2 separate regions of the Homo sapiens genome follow, and region 2 is linked to region 1. A link is a contact called in ENCODE POLR2A ChIA-PET data. All regions are on one chromosome and are shown on one strand. Each heading gives the region's core, a stretch centred on a gene start or an enhancer-like site at or near the end of the contact. The rest is flanking DNA. Distances are from core to core; before and after follow the strand shown. Region 1 holds the start of ZNF541 (zinc finger protein 541). Region 2 overlaps BICRA (BRD4 interacting chromatin remodeling complex associated protein).

Evidence for each region. ChIA-PET counts read pairs that join two places held with the same protein, here RNA polymerase II (POLR2A).
Region 2: POLR2A ChIA-PET joins it to region 1 with 10 read pairs in BJ. The contact joins the enhancer-like site here to the promoter of ZNF541 in region 1. POLR2A ChIA-PET finds 5 or more read pairs at or near these places in 5 of 52 experiments (BJ, CD4-positive, alpha-beta T cell, RWPE1 and 2 more).

What each region holds. Positions count from the first base shown.
Region 1 is chr19:47,570,131-47,577,965 of GRCh38, reverse strand. ZNF541 (zinc finger protein 541) reads left to right here and starts at 4,818. Exons shown (of 17, transcript NM_001277075.3): 1 at 4,818-4,883; 2 at 5,924-6,070. RefSeq lists an enhancer at 12-91.
Region 2 is chr19:47,635,517-47,643,351 of GRCh38, reverse strand. All of the region lies in intron 1 of BICRA (BRD4 interacting chromatin remodeling complex associated protein), which reads right to left. Among named protein-coding and RNA genes, the nearest start is that of BICRA, 30 kb to the right of the region's middle. Within about 2 kb of position 5,116, at least 3 of the 41 ENCODE cell types and tissues checked have a DNase peak (open chromatin) inside an H3K27ac peak, as active enhancers do.

The DNA of each region.
Region 1 (7,835 bases), core at 3,569-6,068:
AGTGTGGTTCTACCAATTTTACCTGTCACTAGTCCTGTATACTCAGTTCGTCTTGCTTCAGCAAACAGAAAAAAAAAAATGTTTTTTGATTCACCGAAGTGGTAGGTGTGCTGCGGTATCTTTGGTTTTAATTTGCATTCTCTTGTTGTTGTGGTTAGTCCTCACTTCATGTTTCCTCTTGTATGAAGTGCCTCTTCAAATCTTATATTCTTTTTTTTTATTAGGTTGTCACCTTAATTTGTAGGCCTTTAAAATAAATGCTAAATGCTTTTTTTTATTTGAGACAGAGTCTCGCTCTGTTGCCCAGCCTGGAGTGCAATGGTGCGATCTCGGCTCACTGCAGACTCAACCTCCCAGGTTCAAGCAATTCTCCTGTCTCAACTTCCTGCGTAGCTGGGATTACAGGCACGCACCAGCACACCTGGCTAAGTTTTGTATTTTTAGTGGAGATGGACGTTTCACCATGTTGGCCAGGCTGGTCTCGAACTCCTGACCTCAGGTGATCCACCTGCCTTGGCCTCCCAAAGTGCTGGGATTACAAGCATGCTTGGCTAATGCTAATTTTTTGTTTATGTGTTGCATTTATCTTCTGTGTCCATGAAGTGTTCAATGTCTATCAATGACAGAAGATGCTAATTTATTTCAGGAGCTTAAGTCCTGTTTTTTAACTAGATTCTCATCTGTCCAGTGGCTAGGATCCTTATTTCCTCCATCAAGAAGAGAGATTACATGGCTGAAACAAAGCATTTTTAAAATGTGTGCTAAATAAGCGAAAAAAAAAAAGAAAACAAGAAAAAGAAAAGAAGGCCAGGCACAGTGGCTCTCACCTGTAATCCTAGCACTTTGGGAGCTGAGGCGGGTGGATCACGAGGTCAGGAGATGGAGACCATCCTGGCTAACATGGTGGAACCCCGTCTCTACTAAAAATACAAAAAATTAGCTGGGCGTGGTGGCACGAGCCTGTAATCCCAGGTACTTAGAAGGCTGAGGCAGGAGAATCACTTGAACCCAGGAGACAGAGGTTGCATTGAGCCGAGATGGTGCCACTGCACTCCAGCCTGGGTTACAGAGCGCGACTCTGTCTCAAAAGAAAAAAAAGAAGAAAAAGAAAAAAGAAAAAAAGAAAGAAAATAAAAGAAACAAACAAAAAACCCCACAAAACAAAAAGTGTGCTAAATAAAGGAAGAACCCTCTGAAATTGTTTCCAGGAGTTTAATTCCTGCCTTAGCATGACCTGTAAGTCCCTATGCCATCTGCCCCTAGTTTCTTCACTCACGTGGTTCTGGCCACACTGGTCTCTCTTCTTCTGATTTTTTTTTTTTTTTTGAGACAGAGTCTCACTCTGTTACCAAGGATGGAGCACAATGGCGTGATCTCGGCTCACTGCAACCGCTGCCTCCCAGGTTCAAGAGATTCTCATGCCTCAGCCTCCCGAGTAGCTGGGACTACAGGTGTGCACCACCATGCCCAGATAATTTTTTGTATTTTTAGTAGAGATGGGGTTTCAACATGTTGGCCAGGCTGGTCTCGAACTCCTGGGCTCAAGTGATCAGCCTACCTGGGCCCCCCAAATTGCTGGGATTACAAGCATAAGCCACCATGCCTGGCCTCTCTGCTGTCTTTCAAAAGGGTTCCACATCTTCCTGCCTCAGTGCCTGTGCACGTGCTGTTCCCTCTCTTCTTCCCCCAGATATTTTCATAGGACCCTTCCTTACTTCCTTCAGATCTCTGCTCAATGCAATCTCACCAGAGAAGCCTTTACTGACCTGTATAAAACAATACCCTCTGACCCCATCCTCTTTCCTTTGTTTTTCTTCAAGGTATAACATACTGCATTATAAATGTATTTGCAGCCAGGCACGGTGGCTCACTCCTGTAATCCCAGCATGTTGGGAGGCCAAGGCAGGAAGACTGCTTGAGCCTAGGAGTTCAAAACCAGCCTGGCCAACATGGCAAAACCCTGTCTCTACTAAAAATACAAAAAATTAGCTGGGTGTGGTGGTGCAGGCCTGTAGTACCAGCTACTCAGGAGGCTGAGGTGGTATAATAGCTTGGGCCCAGGAAGTCAAGGATGCAGCGAGGCATGATTACAACAATGCACTTCAGCCTAGGTGACATAGTGAGACCCTGTATCAAAAAAATACAACAAAAAAAGTAAATGCATTTGCTTGTCCCCCTGTAGAGGTATGCTGTCAGTACCAGAGCCACTCGCTACAAGGTTCCATGGAGCCCTGGAAATGTGGCTGGTCTGAATTGAGATGTCCCGTGAATGTAAAATACTGTATATGTGGGGTTTTAAAGACAGCCCCAAAAGTGTAAATTATCTCTTAGTTTTTATACTGATAATGTGTTGAAATATTTGGGATTAAATATTACCAAATTAATTTCACTTGTGTTTCTTTCTCTTTTATTTTATTATTTACTTTTATTTATTTGATTTTTAGGTTTGGGTGTGTTGCCCAGGCTGGTCTTGACCTCCTGAACTCAAGCAATCCTCCTGCCTCAGCCTCTCAAAGTGTTGAGATTACAGGTGTGAACCACCACACCCGTCCCAAGCCATTTTTTTTTTTTTTTAAGAGAATGGGTCCCACTATGTTGCCCAGGCTGGTGCAGTGGCTCTACACAGACAGGGCCATAGCTCACTGCAGTCTCCAACTCTTGGGTTCAAGTGATCCTCCTGTCTCAGCCTCACAAGTAGCTGGGCTACAAGTGCCAGCCGCCACACCTGCCTTCTTTACATTTTGTTCCTTTTAAACATGGCTACTAGAAAATGTAAAATTACATAAGTGGCTGGTGCTTGAAGTTTGCATTTTATTACTACTGAACAGCACTGCTCTAAAACATAAGTTCCAGGAGGAGAGGAATGTCTGTTTGACCCAGACACTATATCTGAGCACCTAGAACAGAGACCCAATAAAAACTTGCTAAATGAAGGGATCCTAAAGCAAGATGACAGGCCCTCTTCTTTCCTCTGTTTCCTCCCCCAATAATCAATTAAAAAAAAAAAAAACTTTGAGGTATAATTTACATAAAAGTCACTCACTTAAGTGTATACTTACTGATTTTTAGAAATTTACTGAGTTGTGCAACCATCACCATAACCCTTTTTTTCCCCCATCAGAGTCTCGCTCTATCCCCCAGTCTGGGGTGCAATGGCCTGATCATATAGCTCACTGCAGCCTTGGACTCCCAGGCTCAAGCGATCCTCCTGCCTCAGCCTCCCAAGTAGCTGGGACTACAGGCGCATGCCACCATCTCCAGTTAATTTTTTTTTTTTTTTTTTTTTAGAGACAGGGTTTCACTAGGTTGCCCAGGTTGGTCTCAAACTCCTAGGCTCAAGGGATCCTCCTACCTTGGCCTCCCAAAGAGCTGGGATTACAGGCGTGAGCCACCACGCCTGGCCCATAGCTCAGTTTTAGAATATTTCCATTACCCAGATAAGATCCGCGATGCCCCTTTCCACCCCGGGCAACCACTAATCTGCTCTCATTCTCCACAGATCTTCAGCACTCCGTTTCTAAGGAATGAATTATCTGCCTCAGTTGCAGGACAGTTCAAACCCCTTGGCCAGGTCGGGCACGGTGGCTCAGGTCTGTAATCCCAGCACTTTGGGAGGCAGAAGCAGGCGGATCACCTGATCACCCGAGGTCAGGAATTTAAGACCAGCCTGGCCAACATGGTGAAACCCCGTCTCTACTGAAAATACAACAAATTAGCCGGGCGTGGTGGCACGTGCCTGTAATCCCAGCTACTCGGGAGGCTGAGACAGGAGAATCGCTTTAACCCGGGAGGCGGAGATTGCAGTGAGCCGAGATCGCACCACTGAACTCCAGCCTGGGCGGCAGAACAAGACCCTGTCTCAAAAAAAAAAAAAAAGAAAAAAAAGATGGTCCTTGGCCAGTCGGCACCAGGGCCTACCGCCCTTCCCAACACAGCTCAGCACGGAGCAGGGGCCCCAGATGGCTCAGCCTTTCCCCAAAGAAGGGAGGAATAGGCTGGGCGCGGTGGCTCTCACCTATAATCCCAATGCTTTGGGAGACTGAGGCAGGAGGATCGCTTGAGCCCAGGGGAACCAGGCTAGCCTGGGCAACATGGCGAGACCTTATCTCTAAAAAAAATGTAAAAATTAGCAAGGTGTGGCGGCGCCCGCCTGTGGTCGCTGCTACTCAAGAGACTGAGGCAGGAGGATCGCCTGAGCCCAGGAAGGGGAGGGTGCGGCAGCCGTGATCGCAGCCTGGGGAACAGGGAGAGACCCTGTCTCTGAAAAAAATTTTAAAAAAAGGGAGGAGCAGCTCGCCCCACATCTCCCCCACCCAATGACGCAGAAGAGACCCTGAGAGACTCCCGCGCTCGCGACAGGGTCCTCGGAAACAGACGATACGGCCTCCCAGCACCAGGACGCTGCTCAGAGGCCCCTCCGGGGACTGGGGGCAGCCATCCAGCGGCCGCCACCGCGTTCTAACACCGCCCACCAGGAACAATGGCTGGAGTGGAGGCTCCCGGGACTCTCGGCCTCGGGATGCGGGTCTTGGGGGACTGGCCCCTCCCCCCGCCGCTCCTCCCCGGCTCACTCTTCTCACTCTCCGCCCTCAACCGCCCCCTCCCAAAATGGCGACCAACCGCCTCCTTTCCCGCCCGCGGCAAGCCCCGCCCCTCGGAGAAGCAGCCGAGAGCGCGCGGCCAGGAGGCACGCGCGAGGCCGCTCTGGGAGGCGTGAGGCGGCCCGCGGTCACGTACGCGCGCCTGCGCCGCGCGTGAGCGAGGAGATCCGGGGGTGGGCCGGGCTGCGCGTGCGCCCCGGGCGGCGCGGGGAAGGCGGGAGGCCGCTGGGAGCCCCGCGAGGCGCCAGGCGCGAGGCCCGGCGCGCGAGCCCCCGGGGGCGGGTAAAACCCGGTTGCTGCTGCCCCTGCCCCTCCCTTTCCTCCTTATCCCCCATTACTATTATTTCCTCTTTTTTCAACCCCTCCCCCTTTTTACAATCTCATTCGTTTCTTGATTTCTTTTTTTAGGGGGCCCCATCTGCCTTTCGAGGGGCGCAGCAGGCGCGGCGGGCGCCCCTCACCCTGCGTCACGCACGCATCTTCTGCAACCCAACAGCTCCGGGCCCCGCTGCACCCCACAGGCCCTTCCCCCTTGGAGAAGACCCTCCTCAGGATCCCCTGGCCCGCTGCACCCCCTTTTCTTTCCCACTCCGTCCCCCCGGGCCTCAACTGCCCCCTCGCAGCCCCCCAGCTCGCGCCGCGGGCCCTACCCGACCTCCCCACCTTCTGCATCTGGGCCTTGCATTCGCTAGCCTCTTCCAGGCCCCTTCTGCTCAGAATCCCCCTTCCTCCTCCATAGTCCCACTTTGGGGCACCCAGATTTATCCCTTTTTAGGATCTTCCAGCAAAACTCCAAATCTCTCCTCCTTTCCTTGACATGCCCCTCCCCCTCCTTTAAGTAACTTCCCTTAGCGCAAAAAAAGAAAAAAAATTAACCCAGTTTTTTTTCATCCGTTCAGGATCACTTTCCAGCAAAATTTTTTTCTTCACACCTAGAGTGCCCCTTTTTGGAATATCTTCGCTTAGAACAAACCAACTAATTCCTTCCAGTTTCTCTCTCGTCTAATATTTATGTTTCCAGTCCTCCTCACCTACCCCCAACTTTCCAGCAAATATCCTTATTTTATCACCAATTCTGCCCTAATTAAGTTTCTCCCGGTAAAATTCTCTAGGTCTCTTCCCACGGGGGAAAAATAAGGAAAGAAGGAACAATTATTTCTTCTTACCAAAAAAACCTTTCCTCCTCACTCAAATCTCCGCTGTTGATACTGCTTTCTGCCTTCTTCCAAAAATTGTTGCTCTTCTCCATTTTCACATCTCTGTTCTTGTTTCTTTGGGACCCAAGTCCTGACTGCTTCTTCCTTCCCACCACCTGCTTTCAGGGCAAAAGAAATTGGGAGTATCCTGCATTTACCACTCAGTGTTCCAGGAGGACATATCCAGTGGTCTGCTTGTCACCTGAACCCCCTCCCTGTGGGGCCTAAACTGGGTCCTCCTGTTCCCTGGAGATTCACTAACTTGCTCTTCTGGTGAGTTTCCTTCCTTTGCACTGAGCCAAAGACACCTGCTTTGTTGGATAGATCTCGTTCTTTCTCAAGAGGGTTTCTAAGCAATACCAAAGTCCGTACTAATGGTAATCATACAAGTTACTGCTTTGGAGAAGTCAAACAGGGAAAAGGGCTATTTATTGTGCATGTTGACCTGTTAGGAGGAGTGCAGACATAGATTGATGTGTGTTTCTTTATTGATGTTTATTGCAAAAAACGTTTTTCCTTCCCTAGCTCAGGGTGGCAACTCAGATACTTACAGGTAAGGCACAGGTAAAGGGAAGAAGTAAGGATTGTCGTGAAGCAAAGATTGTATGTCCCATCTAAGTGATGCCAGGCAGTGGAAATGCCAGGCCAGTGTTGCCAGAACTTTCGATTTCTTTGAGAAGAGGCCAGAAAACTATCCTTAGGTGAAACCTTCTGATTTTTAAATGCTAGCAACACATTTGATAATTTAAGAATTAAATAAGACAGCGTAGGCTGGGCGCAGTGGCTCATGCCTGTAATCCCAGCACTTTGGGAGGCCGAGGCGGCTGAGGAGTTTGAGACCAGCCTGGCCAATATAGTAAAACCCTGTCTCTACTAAAAATACAAAAAATTAGTTGGATGTGGTGGCAGGCGCCTGTAGTCCCAGCTACTGGGAAGGCTGAAGCATGAGAATCGCTTGAACCTGGGAGGCGGAGGTTGTGGTGAGCCGAGATTGCACCACTGCACTCCAACCTGGGCAACAGAGCGAGACTCCGTCTCAAAAAAAAAAAAGACAGCATAGGGAACTTATAAAATATGCCTGCCGGCCACCACTTTGGAATTTTCAGTTTCGGGTTTCTTTCTTTTAGATGCGTGTCTGCTTGGGCACATGTGTATGTGGACATGCAGGACTTTTTCTTATTGGAATAGTAGTTCTCAAACTTTTTTTTTTTTTTTCTTTTTGAGATGGAGTCTCTCTCTGTTTCCCAGGCTGGAGTGCAGTGGTGCGATCTCGGCTCACTGCAACCTCTGCCTCCTGGGTTCAAGCAATTCTCCTGCCTCAGCCTCCCAAGTAGCTGGGACTGCAGGCGTGCACCACCACGCCCAGCTAATTTAAAACTTTTGCTCTTAAGACCCCTTTGCACTTAAAAATTATTGAAGGCTGTAGAGAATTTTTGTTTATGTAAACTTTATCTACTGGCATTTGCTGTATTAGAAGTTTAAACTAATCAACTTTCAAAATGTTTATTAATTGATTTTAAAAGGGCAGTAATAAACCCATTATATATAAACAAAAAAACAAAATGCGCTTTTTTTTTTTTTTTTTTTTTTTTAGGACAGAGTCTTGCTCTGTCGCCCAGACTGGAGTGCATTGGCACTATCTCAGCTCACTGCAAACTCTACCTCCCAGGTTCAAGTGATTCTCATGCCTCAGCCTCCTGAGTACCTGGGATTACAGGTGCCCACCACCATGCCCGGCTAATTTTTGTATTTTTAGTAGAGACGGGTTTTCACCATGTTGGCAAGGCGGTCTCAAACTCCTGGCCTCCAGTGATCTGCCTGCGTCAGCCTCCCAAAGTGCTGGGATTACAGGCATGAACCACCACGCCCAGCCAAAATGGACTTTTTTTTTTTTGGAGATGGAGTCTCGCTCTGTCGCCCAGGCTGGAGTGCAGTGGAGTGATCTCGGCTTGCTGCAAGCTCTACCTCCTGGGTTCACACCATTCTCCTGCCTCAGCCTCCCGAGTAGCTGGGACAACAGGCACCCGCTACCACTCCT
Region 2 (7,835 bases), core at 3,867-6,366, 65 kb before region 1:
AGATGTATTTGGGTTGGTTACAGAGTTACTTTTGTAGGTCAATTTTTAGCATCCAGAAAAAGGGCTGTTTAAAAGAATTCCAGACCAGGCACAGTGGTTCATGCCTGTAATCCCAGCACTTTGGAAGGCTGAGGTGGGCAGATCACTTGAGGTCAGGAGTTCAAGACCAGCTCGGCCAACATGGCGAAACCTTGTCTTTACAAAAAATACAAAAATTAGCCGGGCATGGTGGAGGGCGCCTGTAATCTCAGCTACTCAGAAGGCTGAGGCAGGAGAATCACTTGAACCCAGGAGGCAGAGGTTGCAGTGAGCCAAGATTGCACCACTGCACTCCAGCCTGGAGCGAGACTCCGTCTCAAAAGAGACAACAAATGATCCAATTTAAAATGAGCAAAAGAAGGTATGCAAACAGCCCATAAATCAATGCAATGTTCAACATCTTTAGTCATCAGGGAAATTAAAACTACAACCATAATGAGATATTACTACATACCCGTTAGAACGTCTGACATTATAAAGACTGATAATGGTAAGTGGTGGGGAAGATGTGGGGCAACTGGAATGCTTATCCATTGCTGGTGGTAAACAACTGCTTTGAAAAATATTTGGCACTTTCTTTCTTTTTTCTTTTTCTTTTTTCTTTTCTTTTTGAGACAGGGTCTCACTTTGTCACCCAGGCTGGAGTGCAGTAGCATGATCTTGGCTCACTGCAACCTCCACCTCCAGGGCTCAAGAGGTCCTCCTGCCTCAGCTTCCCGAGTAGCTGGGACTACAGGCGCGTGCCACCATGCTTGGCTAATTTTTTTGTATTTTTGGTAGAGACTGGGTTTTGCCATGTTCCCAGGCTGATCTCAAACTCCTGGGCACAAGCAGTCCTCTCGCCTCAGTCTCCCAAAGTGCTGGGACTACAGGTGTGAGCCACTGCGCCCAGGTGGGCAGTTTCTAACAAAATTAAACATACCCTTATCATCTGACCCTACTAATCCACTTCTAGGTATTTGCCCAAGAGAAATGATAGCATAGGTCCACACAAAGACTCGTACAGGCATGTTCAAGCAGCATCATCTATGGCAGCCAAACACTGGAAATAACCCAAAGGTCCATCAGCAGGTGAATGGATGAAAAAATTATATCTGCATAATGGCATATTGCCAGCAAAAGAAGGAATGAACTACTGGTACACATAACATAGATGAATTTCAAAATCACTATGCTGAGCAACAGAAGCCTGATACAAAAGAGTACATGCTGTGTGATTCTATTTATGTCAAACTCTAGAACAGACAAATTGAAATTGCAGAAAGTTGCAAAATCAACATGGAAAAATCAGTGGTGTTTCTACACACTAACAACGAACCTAACCAAAAAAGGACTTAAGAAACAATCGCATTTACAATACCATCAAAAAGATTAAATTAAATTTAACCAAGGAAGTGAAAGATCTGAACACTGACAACTATGATACATGGATGCAAGAAATTACAGAAGACACAAATAAATGGAAAGATATCCCATGTTCATGGATTGGAATACTTAATATTGCAAGGAAAAAATATATATATATTACTCAAATTGGTCTATAGATTCAATGTAATCACTATCAAAATTCCAATGGCATTGTTCACAGGAATAGAAAAAAATCCTAAAATTCCTATGAAACCACAAAAGACCCTGCCCTGAATAGCTGAATTTTTATTTTATTTTATATTTTTTGAAATGGGGTGTCGGTCTGTCACCCAGGCTGGAGTGCAGTGGCATGATCATAGCTCCAACTGCTGGGCTCAAGCGACTGTCCCGTCTCAGCCTCCCAAGTAGCTAGGACCACAGGTGAGATTCTAAGAAAAAAGCTGGAGGCATCACACACTCCCTGAATGTGCTGATTAGAAAACACAAGTTGAATCTATAGTTACAGAAAGCAGAGATTTTTGCATTGCCTGAGCCAGGGGGTAGGGAGGATTGATTACAAAAGGGCATTATTGATCCTTTTGGGGTAACAGAAACATTCTGTATCCTGATCGTGATGATGGTTAATAATGGTACACATTTATCAAATTGCATCCAATGATACTTTTTAAATGGGTGTGTCACACTGTACATAAATTATACCTAAGTAAAGTTTACTAAAAAAAACTGGCCAGGTGCGGTGGCTGATGTCTGTAATCCCAGAACTTTGGGAGGCCGAGGCAGGCAGATCACAAGGTCAGGAGACCGAGACCATCCTGGCTAACACAGTGAAACCCGGTCTGTACTAAAAATACAAAAAAAAAAAAAAAAAAAAAAATTAGCCAGGCATGGTGGTGGTGGGTGCCTGTAGTCCCAGCTTACTCAGGAGGCTGAGGTAGGAGAATCGCTTGAACCCGGGAGGCGGATGTTGCAGTGAGCCAAGATCATGTCACTGCACTCCAGCCTGGGTGACAGAGTGAGACTCTGTCTCAAAAAAAAAAAAAAAAAAAAAATCTGACTCTGACTCCAGACTACCCAGTTCAAACCCCAGCTCCACCACTTACTGGCTGTGCCACTGGGTAAGTGTTTTCAAATCCCTGCCTCAGGACCTTTGCACCTGCTGTTCTTGCAGCTAGGAACCCTGACAGGGCTTCACACTGATGGGGCTTGCTCCCTCGCCTCCTTCAGGTCTTTGTTCAAATGTCACCTTTTCAGCAAGGGCCGGTTACAATGACCACCCACACCGCCAGCCCTCTCTGCCCCCATTCCCTCTGTTTTCTTCCACAGCACTCAGTACAGTCTGATGAGCCCAACTTTGAGTATCCTCCACTGGCAGGTCAGCTCCCCAGAGGCAGGGATTTTTTTTTTTTTTTTTTCTTTTGAGACAGTCTCACTCTGTCTCCCAGACTGGAGTGCAGTGGCATGATCTCGGCTCACTGCAACCTCCGCCTCCCAGGTTCAAGTGATTCTCCTGCCTCAGCCTCCCGAGTAGCTGGGATTACAGGCACACACCATCATGCCTGGCTGATTTTTCTATTTTTAGTAGAGAGATTTTTGCCACATTGGCCAGGCCGGTCTCGAACTCCTGTCCTCAAGTGATCTGCCTGCCTCAGCCTCCCAATGTGCTGGGATGACAGGCGTGAGCCATTGTGCCCAGCCAGGGATCTTTGACTTGTTCATGTCACATCCCCACTCCCAAAACTGCCAGGTATACAATACAATAGGAGCTCAGTAAATTACTGTCAAATAAGTTAACAAAGGGATAAATGTTACTCTCATTTTTGGATGTGAATCACAGAGATGCTCAATAATGTAGCCTTATGACAGAGTGAAGCTAACCTAGGTGTCCGGCAAAGCAGGACTGGCCCAAGAGGTTAGGGCCTTCCAGTGGAATACCATGCCACTGTGAAAGAGGCTGAGCCTGGTAAATAAGAGCCTCTTGATATGTTGTTAGAAAGAACAGCAGGCTGGGCATGGTGGCTCACGCCTGTAATCTCAACACTTTGGGAGGCCCAGGTGGGAGGGTTGCCTGAGACCAGGAATTTGAGACCAGCCTGGGCATCATAGCTAGACCCCATCTCTACAAAAAAAATTTTAAATTAGGTGGGCGTGGTGGTGCACACCTGTAGTCCCAGTGACTTAGGAGACTGAAGGCAGGAGGATTCCTTGAGCCCAGGAGGTCAAGGTTGCAATGAGTCATGATGGTGCCACACTGTACTCCAACCAGGGCGACACAGAGAAACCCTGTCTCTTAAAAAAAAAAAAAAAAAAAAAAAAAATTGGCTGGCCGCGGTGGCTCACGCCTGTAATCCCAGCACTTTGGGAGGCCAAGACGGGCGATCACGAGGTCAGGAGATCGAGACCATCCTAGCTAACACGGTGAAACCCCGTCTCTACTAAAAATACTAAAAAATTAGCCTGGTGTGTAGTAGCGGGCGCCTGTAGTCCCAGCTACTCGGGAGGCTGAGGCAGAAGAATGGTGTCAACCCGGGAGGTGGAGCTTGCAGTAAGCCAAGATCGCACCACTGGACTCCAGCCTGGGAGACAGAGCGAGACTCTGTCTCAAAAAAAAAAAAAAAAAAAAAAAAATGCAGGGTGGGGTGCAAGGCATCATGGCTCACACTTATAATCGCAGCACTTTGGGAGGCAGAGAGGGGTGGACTGCTTGAGGTCAGGAGTTCAAGGCCAGCCTGGGCAACATGATGAAACCTCATCTCTACAAAAAATATGAAAAAAAATTAGTCAGGTATGGTGCTGCACACCTGTAGTCCCAGCTACTCAGGAGGCTGAGATGGGAGGATCACTTGAGCCCAGGAGGTGGAGGTTGTAGTGAGCTGTGATCACACCACTGCACTCCAGTCTGGGAAACAGAGCGAGACCCTGTCTCAAAAACATTAAAACATTTTTGAAAAGGAAAAACAAAGGCCAGAATGGTATTAATGTAACCTGCTGTTGGCAGGGCATGGTGGCTCCAGCCTATAATACCAGAACTTTGGGAGGCCAGGGCAAGCAAGTCACTTGAGATCAGGAGTTCGAGACCAGCCTGGCCAACATGGTGAAACCCCGTTTCTACTGAAAATACAAATACTAGCCGGGCATGGTGGCGGCCACCTGTAATCCCAGCTACTTGGGAGGCTGAGGCAGGAGAATCACTTGAACCAGGGAGTGGGGGTTGCAGTGAGCCGAGATTGCACCACTGCACTCCAGCCTGGGCAACAGAGCGAGACTCCGTCTCAAAAACAAAACAAAACAAAACAAACCTGCCTTAAAAAGTGTGTGTGTGTGTGTGTGTGTGACAGAGAGAGAGAGAGAAACAGAGAGAGCGAGTGACAGAGATGCTTACACATGCACAGAACATCTCTTTGAAAGGAGGCCCAAAAATCCTAACCATGTTGCCTCTGGGAAGAGGACGTGGGTATAGGTGGCTGGGAGTTGGGGGAGGGAGGAGACTTGTCACTAGAAATCCTTGGTACCATCTGAGTTTTATACTTGAGCATGTGTTCCCTATTCCAAAAAAATCAAATAAATGCACACAATTTTTAAAGCCCAGAGAAAAGCTGTTTCCCAGGCTTGGCCCTCTCCCTATGCCTTCCCGGGAGCTGAAGAAGCAGCAGGCTGTCCCTTCTGTCCCTCCCCTGGGGCCAGTGTTCAGGGCAGGCTGAGGCCTCCCTGAGGGGGGAGCAGAGCTGCCTCAGGGCCTACCCCGGGCTCCCTGGAAATTACTTCCAGACTCACTCTCTCTTGGCTGAGGCTGGGGGAGGGGGAGATACACAAAGAAAGAGCAGGAGGAGGAGGGAAGAGAGGAATAGAGGGAGGAGGGAGGCAGAGACCCGTGGGTGCCGAGAGAGCACAGTGGAAGAGCAGCCCCGGGCAGAGAGGGGCTGGAAATGCCACCTTCCACCTGGCTAAAGAAACAGCCACCAAGCAGCTTCTGTAATAGCCAAAGGGGAATGGACCCAATGTCCATCCACGGATGAATGGATCAACAAAATCCGGTCCATCCATCCAGTGGAATATTATTCAGCCATAAAAAGGAATGAGGCATCGCCGCAGCAGCGGTGGACCTGGAAAACATGACGCAGAGAGAAAGACACCAGACACAAAAAGATCGGCTAGTGTACGATCATGTTTATGTGAATTACCCACAACAGGCAAATCCATGGAGACAGGAAGCGAAATAAAGGCTGCTGGGGCTGGGAGGAGCAGGGGATGGGGAGTGGCTTCGTAGTGGGTATGAGGTTTCCTTTTAGGGTGAGAAAAAATGTTCTCAAACTAGACAGAGATGACCGTTGCACAACTCTGTGGAGATACTAAAAACCACTGCATTGTACCCTTTACATGGCTGGATTTTATGATATGTGAATTATGTGTCTCAACAAGGCAGGAGAATCACTTGAACCCAGCAGGCAGAGGTTGTAGTGAGCTGAGATTGCACCAATGCACTCCAGCCTGAGCAACAGAGCAAGACTCTGTCTCAAAAAATAAAAACAGGCTGGGCGCAGTGGCTCACGCCTGTATTCCCAGCACTTTGGGAGGCTGAGGTGGGTGGATCACAAGGTCAAGAGACTGAGACCATCCTGGCTAACATGGTGAAACCCTGTCTCTACTAAAAATACAAAAAATTAGCCGGGTGTGGTGGCGGGCGCCTGTAGTCCCAGCTGCTTGGGAGGCTGAGGCAGGAGGATGGCGTGAACCCGGGAGGTGAAGCTTTCAGTGAGCCGAGATTGCACCACTGCACTCCAGCCTGGGTGACAGAGCGAGACTCCCTCCCAAAAATAAATAAATAAAATAAAATAAAATAAAATCAATGTAAAATAGATGGCATGTCAAAAATGAAGTGCTATGAAGAATAAGCAGTGAGAGAGACGCGCAAGGGAGTTGCAATTTTAAACAGGGTGATAAGAGCAGGCTTGACTAAGGAGGGGAAGGAGGGCCCCACAGCAGGAGAACAACAAGTTCAAAGGCCCTGGGGTAAGACTCATGCCTGCCTTGAAGGAAGAGGTTGGTGTGGCTGAAGTGAGTGAACGAAGAGGACTCAGTGGGAAGTGAGGTTACAGGGAGAAATTCAGAAGCCAGGTTGCATATTAAATACAGTAATACAGGCTGGGTGCAGTGGCTCATGCCTGTAATCCCAGCACTTTGGGAGGCCAAGATCGGAGGATCACCTGAGGTCAGGAATTCAAGTCCAGCCTGGCCAACATGGTGAAATACCATCTCTACTAAAAATAGAAAAATTAGCTGGGTGTGGTGGTGCACGCCTATAATCCTAGCCACTCAGGTGGTGGAGGCAGGAGAATCGCTGGAACCTGAGAGGCAGAGGTTGCACTGAGCTGAGATCACACCACTGAACTCCAGCCTGGGTGACAGAGACTCCATCTCAATAATATTAATAATACAGGCTGGGCGCAGTAGCTCACATCTGTAATCCCAGTACCACCTTGGGAGGCCCAGGCAGGAGGATCACTTGAGCTCAAGAGTTGGAGACCAACCTGGGCAACAAAGCAAGATCCCAAATCTACAGAAAAATTTTAAAGATTAGCTGGGCATGGTGGCACATGCCTGTAGTCCCAGATCCTCAGGAGGCTGAGGAGGAAGGATCACTTGAGCCCAGGAGGTCAAGGATGCAGTGAGCTATGATTATACCACTGCACTCCAGACTGGGCAACAGAGCAACGCTCTGTCTCAAAATAATAATACAGGTTGAGCATCCCTTAACCTGAAATAATTGGGACCAGAAGTGCTCCAGGTTTCAGATTTTGTAGGAGTTTTGAAATATTTGCATATACATAATGAGCTGTCTTGGGGATGGGAACTGAGTATAAACATAAAATTCATTTATGTTTCATATACACTTTATACACATAGTCTGAAGGTAATGTTATAAAATAATTTTAATAATTTTGCGCATGAAAAAGTTTGTGTACACTGAACCATCAGAAAGCAAAGGCTTCATGCTGGTGATCAAAAAGTTTCAGATTTTGGGGCATTTTGGATTTTTAGATTAGGGGATGCTCAACTTGTAGTTAAAAGGTGGAAACAATCCAAGTTTATCCATTTCAGCAGAAAAGTGGGTAAACAAACTGTGGTATATCTGCACAATGGAGTATTACCCAGCCTTAGAAAGGGATGAATTCTGATATGTGCTATAGCATGTATGAGCCTTTACTGTGTTAAATAAAATAAACCAGACACAAAGGGACAAATATCACATGATTCCACTTAGATGAGGTGCCTAGAGTAGGGAATTCAATGAGACAGAAAGCAGAAGAGTTTTGCAGGGGCTGGGGGCCAGGGAGAATGGAGAGTTATTGTTCAACAGGTATCGAGCTTCTGTTTGAAAAAAATCCTAGAAATAGAAACAGGTGCAGTGGCTCATGCCTGCAATCCCAGCA